Linked DNA regions of Homo sapiens: region 2 is linked to region 1. A link is an interaction called in ENCODE POLR2A ChIA-PET data of the cell type or tissue named here. Cell type or tissue: CD4-positive, alpha-beta T cell. All regions are shown on one strand. Each heading gives the region's core, and the rest is flanking DNA. Links, peaks and the distances in the headings are about the cores only.

Evidence for each region. ChIA-PET counts read pairs that join two places held together with the same protein. Peaks named below come from ENCODE experiments on the same cell type or tissue, not always from the same donor. Only the 100,000 strongest peaks of a DNase experiment are listed, where the experiment ranks them.
Region 2: POLR2A ChIA-PET joins it to region 1 with 8 read pairs; 2 of 35 experiments call an interaction of 5 or more read pairs at or near these places.

The regions. Positions count from the first base shown.
Region 1 is chr1:92,978,180-92,983,561 of GRCh38, forward strand. It overlaps LOC124904219 (a long non-coding RNA gene), which reads left to right and starts at 91. Exons shown (of 2, transcript XR_007066223.1): 1 at 91-474. RefSeq lists a silencer at 1,188-1,237. In CD4-positive, alpha-beta T cell, for the core only: no CTCF peak of the experiment used is centred there; a DNase peak (open chromatin) is centred at 3,252; H3K27ac peaks cover 2,919 bases.
Region 2 is chr1:92,422,604-92,427,985 of GRCh38, forward strand. No RefSeq gene overlaps it. Among named protein-coding and RNA genes, the nearest start is that of GFI1, 62 kb to the right of the region's middle. In CD4-positive, alpha-beta T cell, for the core only: no CTCF peak of the experiment used is centred there; no DNase peak of the experiment used is centred there.

The DNA.
Region 1 (5,382 bases), core at 244-5,243:
TCTGCAATAAAGGAGAATTTCTTTTTTTCTTTCTTTCTTTCTTTTTTTTTTTTTTTTTTGAGATGGAGTCTCGCTCTGTCGCCCAGGCTGGAGTGCAGTGGCGCGATCTCGGCTCACTGCAAGCTCCGCCTCCCGGGTTCACGCCATTCTCCTGCCTCAGCCTCCTGAGTAGCTGGGACTACAGGCGTCCGCCACCAAACCCGGCTAATTTCTTTTGTATTTTTAGTAGAGACGGGGTTTCACCATGTTACCTAGGATGGTCTCGATCTCCTGACCTCATGATCCGCCCGCCTTGGCCTCCCAAAGTGCTGGGATTACAGGCGTGAGCCACCGTGCCCGGCCAATAAGGGAGAATTTCTGGAGCATCTGTAAATTCTCTACTTTAAGCTGCTTCAAATAGAAAGCAGCCCTGCTTTTTGTGTTTCTACAAAAGACTGGGCAGAAACCTGCCTGTCCTTCAGGGTCCCAAATGAGGTAAGAGGCCAAAGTTGGCCATCACCATGGGGGTCACAATTTATGCCCTGAAAGAATTAATGGAAGGCATCAGAACATTTCATTTTGGAGCATTTGTTCACTCAGTTTGGCGGAGGTTGAGCAGAAGTAGAGATGTCCCTCCTGTTGATTGATGCTCATTGCCTAGTGAGCAGAACCCACTGTGGGGCCCAGTCCTCTTCAGATCACTGAGCAAGCCCACCTTCAGGCAGAAGGGCAGGGGTAATGTGGTGGGTATCAAGACATTGCCAGGTCTAACTGCAAAGCAACCCCCACCCTCACTAAAAATAGACGTGTGTGTGTGTGGGTGTGTATGTGTGTATTTTAAATTAAACAAACCCCCCAAAACCCTCATAACACTCTCTATGTATCCTTCAATTTTCATCTTCTGACTTCTTTAAAAAATGAAAATAGAGTCCTACTCTGAGAGATGAGGAATCCCCAATTTTGGCAGATTCTATATATATGTATTGTTTAAATAAAGGAAAATAAATGAAATTATATTCTATATTTCATTCTATAATTTGTTCTTTCCATTTTACGCTATATTACCTATATGCTACCACCTAAATTCATTCTTTTTTTTTTTTTTTGAGATGGAGTCTTGCTCTGTCAGTGCAGTGGTGCAATCTTGGCTCACTGCAACCAACCCTCCTGGATTCAAGCAATCCTCTTGCCTCAGCCTCCTGAATAGCTCAGATTATAGGCATGCGTCAAGACACCCAGCTCATTTTTGTATTTTTAGTAGAGATGGGGTTTCACTATGTTGGCCAGGTTGGTCTTGAACTCCTGACCTCAGGTGATCAGCCACTCTTGGTCATTCTATTTTTTATAACAGTTTTATAATAAATATAGGGCCATAGTTATAAAGGATCTTGTTATAAAATTATTATAAAAATGTACCATCACATGAATGCACCACAAATTACTGAAGCTTTTTTATTAACAAATATTTTACATTGACTCCAATTTTCACTTGTTCAAATCATGTTTTAGTGAATATTCTTTTGTGTATCCCCTTAAACTCTAGAGTGCAGTTTCTTAGAAATAAAATTGTTGGTCAAAAGATACATGCATTTTAAATTGTGGTAGTTATAGGTAGACTATCCCTTATGTGAAATACTTGGTAATAGAAGTGTTTCAGATTTTGGATTGTTTAGTATTTGCATGTATTTATCAACTGAACATCCCTAATCTGAAAATCCAAAATCTGAAGTGCTCCAATCAACATTTCCTTTGAGAATGACCTGTAAGCTTCATGTCAATGCGCAAAAACATTTCAGATTTTGGAGCATTTTAGATTTCAGATTTTTAGATTATGGAAGCTCAACCTATATTAGAAAATTTTTCTCTACAAACATGGTACCAATTTTTATTCTCGCAATAGTATATTACAATATATGTATCCTCCTTTTGTTTTTTGTTTTTGTTTTTGTTTTGAGTCGAGGCCTTACTCTATCACCCAGGCTGGAATGCAGTGGCCCTATCACAACTCACTGCAGCCTCAACCTACTGGGCTCAAGTGATCTTCCTGCCTTAGCCCTTCGGGCAACTGGGACTACAGGCATGTGTCACCACTCCTGGCTGTTTTATATTTTTTTGTAGAGATGGGGTTTCACCATGTTGCCCAGGCTAGTCTCGAACTCCCGGGCTCAAGCTATCTGCCCACCTTGGCCTCGCTAAGTGCCAGGATAACAGGCGTGAACCACCACACCCAGCCAGCCTCCTTTTGTTTTAATAATTATTTTCCTAATTAGAACTCAGAGTGTGAATCTTTTTTATATGTGCACTATTTATTATTTCTTCTCATGTGATTTGCTGTGAATGTAGTGTTAATTCTTTAGTTAAATTGGCCCTGTAAGATGCTGCTCAAGGACCAAAACTAGCCCCTAAGTTTTCTCTTTTATTGACAACTGGGGACATATTAGGCACAGGCATGCTTTGTTTTATTGCACTTTGCAGATACTGTGATTTTTACAAGTTGAAGGTTTGTGGCAACTCTGTGTTGAGCAAGTCTGCCAGCACAATGCTTCTAACAGCATGTGCTCACTTTGTGTCTCTGTCACATTTTGGTAATTCAGGCAATATTTCAAGCTTTTTCATTATTATTATATCTGTTACGGTGACCAGTGATCTTTTACAGTGCTATTGTTATTGTTTTGGGACACCATGAACCGTACCCATATAAGACAGAGACCTTCATCCAAAAATGTTATGTGTGGTCTGACTGTTCCACTGACTGGCCACTCCCCTGTCTGTCTCTCTCTCTTAGGGCCTCTCTATTCCCTGAGGCACAACAATATTGGAATTAGGTGAATTAATAACTCTAGAATGACCTATAAGTGTTCAAGTGAAAGGAAGAGTCACAGGTCTTTCACTTTAAATCAAAAGCTAGAAATGATTAAGCTTAGTGAGGAAGTAATGTCAAAGGCTGAGATAGGCTGTAAGCTCGGCCTCTTGCACAAACAGTTAGCCAAGTTGTAAACGCAAAGGAAAAGTTCTTGAAGGAAGTTAAAAGTGCTACTCCAGTGAACACATGAATGGTAAGAAAGTAGAACAGTCTTATTGCTGATATGGAGAAAACTCTAGTGATCTGGATGGAAGATTAAATCAGCTAAAGCCTAATCCAGAGCAAGGTTCTAACTCTCTTCCATTCTATGAAGGGTGAGAGAGATGAGAAAGCTCCAGAAGAAAAGTTAACAGAGGTTAGTTCATGAGGTTTGTGAGGTTTAAAGATGCCACCTCCATCATGTAAAAGCACAAGGTGGAGCCGTAACCACTGACGTAGAAGCTGAGCAAGTTATCTAGAAGATCTAGCAAAGATCTAAGACTACACTAAACAACAGATTTTCTTTTCTTTTCTTTTTTTTTGAGACGGAGTTTCACTCTTGTTGCCCAGGCTGGAGTGCAGTGGCGCAATCTCAGTTCACTCCAACCTCCACCTCCCAGGTTCAAGTGATCCTTTCACCTTAGCCTCCTGAGTAGCTGGAATTACAGGCTTGAGCCACCACACCCAGCTAATTTTTGTATTTTTCATAGAGACAGGGTTTCGCCATGTTGCCCAGGCAGGTCTTGAACTCCGGGCCTCAAGTGATCCGCCCACCTCAGTCTCCCAAAGTGCTGGGATTAGCGGCATGACCCACGGTGCCCAGCCCAAATTTTCTTTTCTCTTCTTTCTTTCTTTTTTCTTTTTCTTTTCTTTTCTTTTCTTTCTTTCTTTTTTTTTTTTTTTTTTTGAGACAGAGTCTCCCTCTCTCGCCCAGGCTGGAGTACAGTGGTGCAATTATGGCTTACGGCAGCCTCAACTTCCTGGGCTCAGGTGATCCTCCCATCTCAGCCTCATAAGTAACCGGGATTATAGGCCCGTGCCATTATGCTTGGCTAATTTTTGCATTTTTTTGTAGAGACAGGGTTTCGCCATGTTGCCCAGGCTGGTCTTAAACAACTGGACTCGAGCAATCTGTCGGCCTTGGCCTCCCAAAGTTCTGAGATTACAGGCGTGAACCACCACGGCTGGCCAACAACAGATTATCAGGGTAGGCAGAACAGTCTTACATTGGGAAAGATGTCACCTAGGACTTTAATAGATAGAGAGAAGTCAATGCCTGACTTCAAATCTTCAAAAAACAGGCTGACTGTCTTGTTAGGGGCTAATGCAGCTGGTGACTTTAAGTTGAAGCCAATGCTTATCTACCAGCCTGAAAATTCTAGGGCAATTAAGAATTATGCCAAATCTACTCTATCTGTGCCCTGTAAATGGAACAACAAAACCTGGATGACAGCACATACGATTACAACCTAGTTTACTAAATATTTTAAGCCCACTGTTGAGACCTACTGCTAAGAAAAAAATATTATTTTAAAAATATTACTGCTCTTGACAATGCACCTGGTCTCCCAAGACTTCTGATGAAGATGTACAAGGAGATGAATGTTTTCATGCCTGCTTACAACATTCATTCTGCAGCCCATGGATCAAGAAGTAACTTGGGGCCGGGTGCAGTGGCTCACTCCTGTAATCCCAGCACTTTGGAAAGCCAAGGCAGGCAGATTACTTGAGCCCGGGAGCTCAAGACCAGCCTGGGCAACATGGCAAAAAGCTATCTCTACAAAAAATACAAAAATTAGCCAGAAGTGGTGGTGTGCACCTGTAGTCCCAGCTGCCAGGGAGGCTGAGGATCACCTGAGCCTGGGAGGTCAAGGCTGAGCTGAGATCATACCACTGCACTCCAGCCTGAGTGACAGAGTGAGACACCGTCTCAAAAAAAAAAAAAAAAGTAATTTTGATTTACTTCAAAATTTTCAGTCTTATTTAAGAAATACATTTCTTAAGGCAATAGCTGCCGTAGATGGTGATTCCTCTGACAGATTTGGACAAGTAAATAGAAAACCTTCTGGAAGGGATTCACCATTCTAGATGCCATTAGGAACATTCATAAGTCAGATCCGGTGGCATGCACCTAGCTACTCAGGAGGCTAAAGCAGGAGGATTAGTTTAAGCCAGGAGTTCAAGGCTGCAGTGTGCCATGATTGTGCCTGTGAATAGCCGCCGTACTCCAGCCTGGGAAACCTAGTGAGACCCTATCTCTAAAAAAATATGTGATTCATGGGAGGAGGTCAAAATATCAACATTAACAGGAGTTTGGAAGAAGTTGATCCAACTCCCACAAATGACTTTGAGGGGTTCAAGACTTCAGTGAAGGAAGTGACTGCAGATGTGGAAAAAGCAAGAGAACGAGAATTAGAAGTGGAGGCCAGCCATGGTGGCTCATGCCTGTAATCCCAGCACTTTGGGAGGCCGAGGTGGGCAGATCACTTGAGGTCGGGAGTTCAAGACCAGCCTGACCAACATGGATAAACCCCATCTCTACTAAAAACACAAAATTAGCC
Region 2 (5,382 bases), core at 333-5,332, 560 kb before region 1:
ATATTTAAGGGCCCCCTCCCAATCCTCATATTCCATGATCCAATAAACCCCATGAAGAGACAGCCTAGCTTTTTCTGAGCAGGGAGCATTTTAAGATCTGGCTTTGGCCGGGTGCAGTGGCTCACTCCTGTAATCCCAGCACTTTGGGAGTCTGAGGCCCAGCAGATCACGAGGTCAGATGGACACCATCCTGGCCAACATGATGAAACCCCATCTCTACTAAAATACAAAAAGCTGGGCGTGGTAGTGCATGCCTGTAGTCCCAGCTACTCAGGAGGCTGAGGCAGGGGAATCATTTGAACCCAGGAGGCAGAGATTGCAGTGAGCCGAGATCGTGCCACTGTACTCCAGCCTGGCGACAGAGCGAGACTCCGTCTCAAAAAAAAAAGATCTGGCTTCCTGGCTGGATGCCATGGCTGACGCCTATAATCCCAACACTTCGGGAGGCTGAGGCAGGAGGATTGCTTGAGTCCAGTAGTTCAAGATCGGCCTGGACAACATAGTGAGACCCTGTCTCCACAAAATTAAAATAAAAAAATTAGCTGTGCATGGAGGCACATGTTTGTAGTCCCAGCTACTCGGGAGACTGAGGCAGGAGAATTGCTTGAGCCCAGGAGATTGAGGCTGCAGTGAGACATGATGGCCCCACTGTACTCAAGCCCAGGTGACACAGTGAGAAGCTGTCTCAAAAAAAAATTAAAATTAAATTAAATTTTTAAAATCTGGTTTTCTGATGTAAAAGCTTGCTCAGAGATCACAGGCTGTGGTTTCCTTTTTGTTTTTTTTTGTTTGTTTGTTTGCTTTGTTTTTTGAGATGGAGTTTCGCTCTTGTTGCCCAGGCTGGAGTGCAATGGTGCAATCTTGGCTCACTGCAACCTCTGCCTCCCGGGTTCAAGCAATTCTCCTGCCTCAGCCTCCTGAGTAGCTGGGATTACAGGCATGCGCCACCACACCCGGCTAATTTTGTATTTTTAGTAGAGATGGGGTTTCTCCACGTTGGTCAGGCTGGTCTCGAACTCCTGACCTCAGGTGATCTGCCTGCCTCAAGCCTCCCAAAGTGCTGGGATTACAGGCATGAGCCACCGTGCCCAGCCAAAAGCACATCTCTTCTAATTGCTGCCACAGAACAGAAAGGAAGCTTTTCTTTCCAAAAAATGTTTATTCTCCAGTTGCCTAAGGAGAAACAGCGCAGGTTAAAACGGAACAGGTCAAAACTCCCATGCTAATCAGTAGTGGGATTTCACCTACGAATGGGCACTAATGGGCACTGCACTCCAGCCTGGGCAACACAGCAAGAACCTGTTTAGAAACGTATTTTTGTTTCATTAAAAAAAGCTTTAGTATGTTTTCTTCTCACTTGCTGTAATTGGAGGAACCTATTCTTGGAGGTAGGATGAGGTCAGTCCCATCCAAACCTATGGCTCAACGGAAGACAGTGGACAGGTCCCCAGAGGAAGATCAGGATATAATTTGACCAAAGGATGGAAGATGTTTACTACAGGTCTCTACTAGACACCAAGCACCATGCTACATTCTGGAGACATAATGTTCAAAGACACAATTCCTGCCTTCCAGGAGTTCACAGGAGAACAGTGATGAGGAAACAGTTATAATACAGCACAAGGAGAAAAGCATGAACCTGAGAACACACAGGAGCTCCTCCTGCTCAGCCACTCCAACGGGGTGAAGGGTCATAAAAGAGTGAAAGTGGGGGGTTGTCATGGAACTTCCCAAAAGAGGTAAATCTTTTAAACTTTTTTTAACATTATTTTTTACACACAGCCTCCCATAGGAGAAGGGAGTGAAATCTTGAAGGATAAGTAAAGCTTTATCAAGTGTAGATGGAAGAAGGGATTTCTAAGCACAGAGCACATCAGCAAAAGCATAAAAATCTCAAGAAAATGGGAGTAGCTGAGAATGACTGGACCATAAAGTACATGCAAGAGCCAAGGAGAAGAGGAAGCAGTCAGGAGAGAGTGGTGACACACGAGGCTGGAGAGGTGGGCAGACCTCAAAATCAGGCCGTGCTGACATTTATGCCAAGATTTAAGTGGCATTGACATAAACTCGACAGTTGGAGATCTGGGTAGGGTAAAGCATGAGGAAAACGTCAGGCAAAAAAACAGGGAACCAGAAAAAAGCCTGAAAAGGTGTTACCACAGAGGTGGAAGGACCAAGTAAAACAGAAGGAAAAACATTTAAAAGGGAAAGATAGGAAGTGGCAGTTGCTGCAAAGAGATTAGGGAGGCTAATTCCTGAGAAGACTTGTGATTAGTAATTAATATTGACCTTGACCTCTGACAGAACGATTTCAGTGACAGTGAAAGGGTTACGTTTGCTTGGAATTTAGTGAATGGGATTTAAAGTTGAAGTGACGACAGTAGGCTACTCTTTCAAAATATTTATGTTTTGCAAAAGCTATGTATCCAAATACTTATAAGATGCACTCAGTAATTCCCCTTCAGAAATTTATATTAAAGAAATAATCAGAAATATGTGCAAAGATGTATCACAAAGGTTGTACTGTTACTAATTATAGCAAATAATTGAGAATAACCTTGTGGTTATGGTTTAAAATGGCTAAATAAATTATAATGCATCCATATAATGAAAAGTTTAATGCCATGATTAAAAAATAATGTGGTAGAATACTTACTGGTAGAGTAGAAGTGTCAGATTACAAAATATAACATCCAGAATGCTCTCAATGTTGAAATAAATGAATATTATATATGCACAGAAATAAGATTTGAAGGATATAAACCAGAATGTGAACCTCAGTAGTTACCTCCAGAAGTGTGATTACAAGTGTTTGAAACATGTTTAGTTATTTGTACTTTCCATTTTTCTACTATAAATATATATTACTTTTGTAATGAAAAATACTAAGAGCTTGACAATAGAGAAAGGAGGAAGGGATTAGCTTTGAGGGAAACATGGTAGAGGCTTCTATAGTTCGAGGAAGATTTGAGCTTGTTTATGGGTCAAGGGAAAAGAAGGGAGAAATTGAAGCTATATGAGAGGAAATAATAGGAGAAGCCTGCCCTGGGCAGAGAAGAGGGTACCTGGGGACGAGGGCCCTGGGGAGATGAGGTGAGGATGGCAAAGAACCCAAAGGCAGCAGGAAAGAGAACTGTTCACGGATGCATGATCACCTGCCACTGTGTTGAGAGCAGGGAGGGGATTAAGGAGATGGAGGAGAGTGGAAAAGGTTTATAACAGCTGCTATGAGGAATTAGGAAGTCAATTAGCAATAAAAAAGGGGATTGCAGAAAGGCTCCAAGGGAGGGCCCAGCTGCCACTGAGGAGCAGGACTTGATTCCATTGCCAGTTAATTTACTAACTGCAGCTAAAGAGGAGCTATGTGGCCTGGATCCATCCAATGAATGTCCAAAAAATATCCAGAAAATGTGACTCAGAATAACTACAATCACTAAGGTCTATACTCACATATTAACTAATTTAAGTGCTGCTTCCTTCTTCTGGTTTGGTCCCAGGCAGTTGTACATCTTCACTATAATTATTATTTTTAAAAATAAGAGAGGTGAGCAAAGTTAGTAAAATGAAAAAGAATTTAAGAAAATGACATTTTATCAGTAAAATGAAGAAGTGTCAAAACACCACTAACACATTCGACCAAAAGACAAAGCTGTTTTCAGGGCTGCTGGTGCTTGTTCACATCTAGATGAATGTTTGTAGAAGCCTTCCTAGTGTCTGATAGTAAACATTTGCTTTGCTTTGGCCTTACAGGTAGGTGATTACAAGGGATTCTAGTCACATAAATAAATGATACCCAGATTTTTCCAATCTGGCCAGTATAATCATTATAATTCACCTGGAAGGAAAAGTATGAAGAAATTCAGGATTGCTAGCAACCAAGCAGAATTCTCTTATAATGTAGTTTGTGCTTAAGGAAATCATTTCCTGGACTGAAGGAAAAGAGCTACCATCTGTTAAGCACCTACTATGTGCATGTTCTTTGTTCAGCCCTTTATGTTCACTATTTGTATGTAATCCTCACAACAGTTCTGCAAGGTAGATATAATTTTCCTCATTTTACAGATGACAGAAGAAGCTCAGAGGTGGTAAATGGTAAAAATGATAGTACCTGCCTCATAAAACTGTGCATTACATGAGGTAACATCTGTAAAGCATTTAACACATAGCACTTAGCACATAGTATACTTAGCATAAGCATTAGCTGCAATAATGATTTAGCCACAATAATATACCAGCATTTATGATATTGTTTGACAAAATAAGGTGGATCTTCTTATCATCATCCTTACTTCACAACAAATGAAACTGGTTTACCCAAGGTTCCAGTAAGCTCTCTATAGTCAATATTTCAGTAATCACTTTCACTAGGATCTACTGGGCCTTCATGCTTCCCCCCTAGATTTGAATTTATGTTTTCTCTGTGTTCCCAATCAAATAATTTTGCAATCCCTTGAGCACACATCACTGGGGAGGAGGACAGCCCAGAGAAGCAGCTTAGTTAGGCTCCAGCCAGAATAAATTTGGCATCAAAAAAGTGCTGCATATAGGGAAAGGAAAATCTTTTCAGCAAATGGTGTCAGGGAAACTAGATGTCCCCAACCACAAGAATGAAGTTGGACTCTTACATTATATCATATACAAAAGTTAAATCAAAATGGATCAAAGACCTAAATATGAGACCAAAAACCATAAAACTCTTAGAAGAACATGGAGGGAAAAAGTTTCATGACATTGGATTTGGCAGAGTATACTTAGATACCAAAAGCACAGACAATGAAAGAAAAAATGGACTGCATCAAAATTAAACAATTTTATGCATCAAAGGGCACTATCAACAGAGAAAAGGCAACCCACACAATGGGGAAAAATATTTGCAAATCATTTATCTGATAAAGGATTAATATCTGGAATATATAAATAACTCCTATAACTCAAGAATATAAAAACCAAATAGCCCAATTAAAAAATGAGAGAAAGACTTGAATAGATATTTCTCCAAAGAAGATATACAAACAGTTAATATGCTCAACATCACTAATCACTAGGGAAATGCAAATCAAAACCACCATGAGGGCCGGGCGCGGTGGCTCACACCTGTAATCCCAGCACTTTGGGAGACCGAGGCGGGTGGATCATGAGGTCAGGAGTTCAAGACCAGCCTGTCCAACAAAGTGAAACCCCGTCTCTACTGAAAATACAAAAATTAGCCGGGCGTTGTGGCATGTACCTGTAGTCCCAGCTACTCAGGAGGCTGAGGCACTTGAACCCAGGAGGCAGAGGTTGCAGTGAGCCGAGACCGCGCCATTGCACTCCAGCCTGGGTGACAGAGTGAGACTCTGTCTCAAAAAAAAAAAAAGAAAAAAAAAAAACTCGCAATGAGAT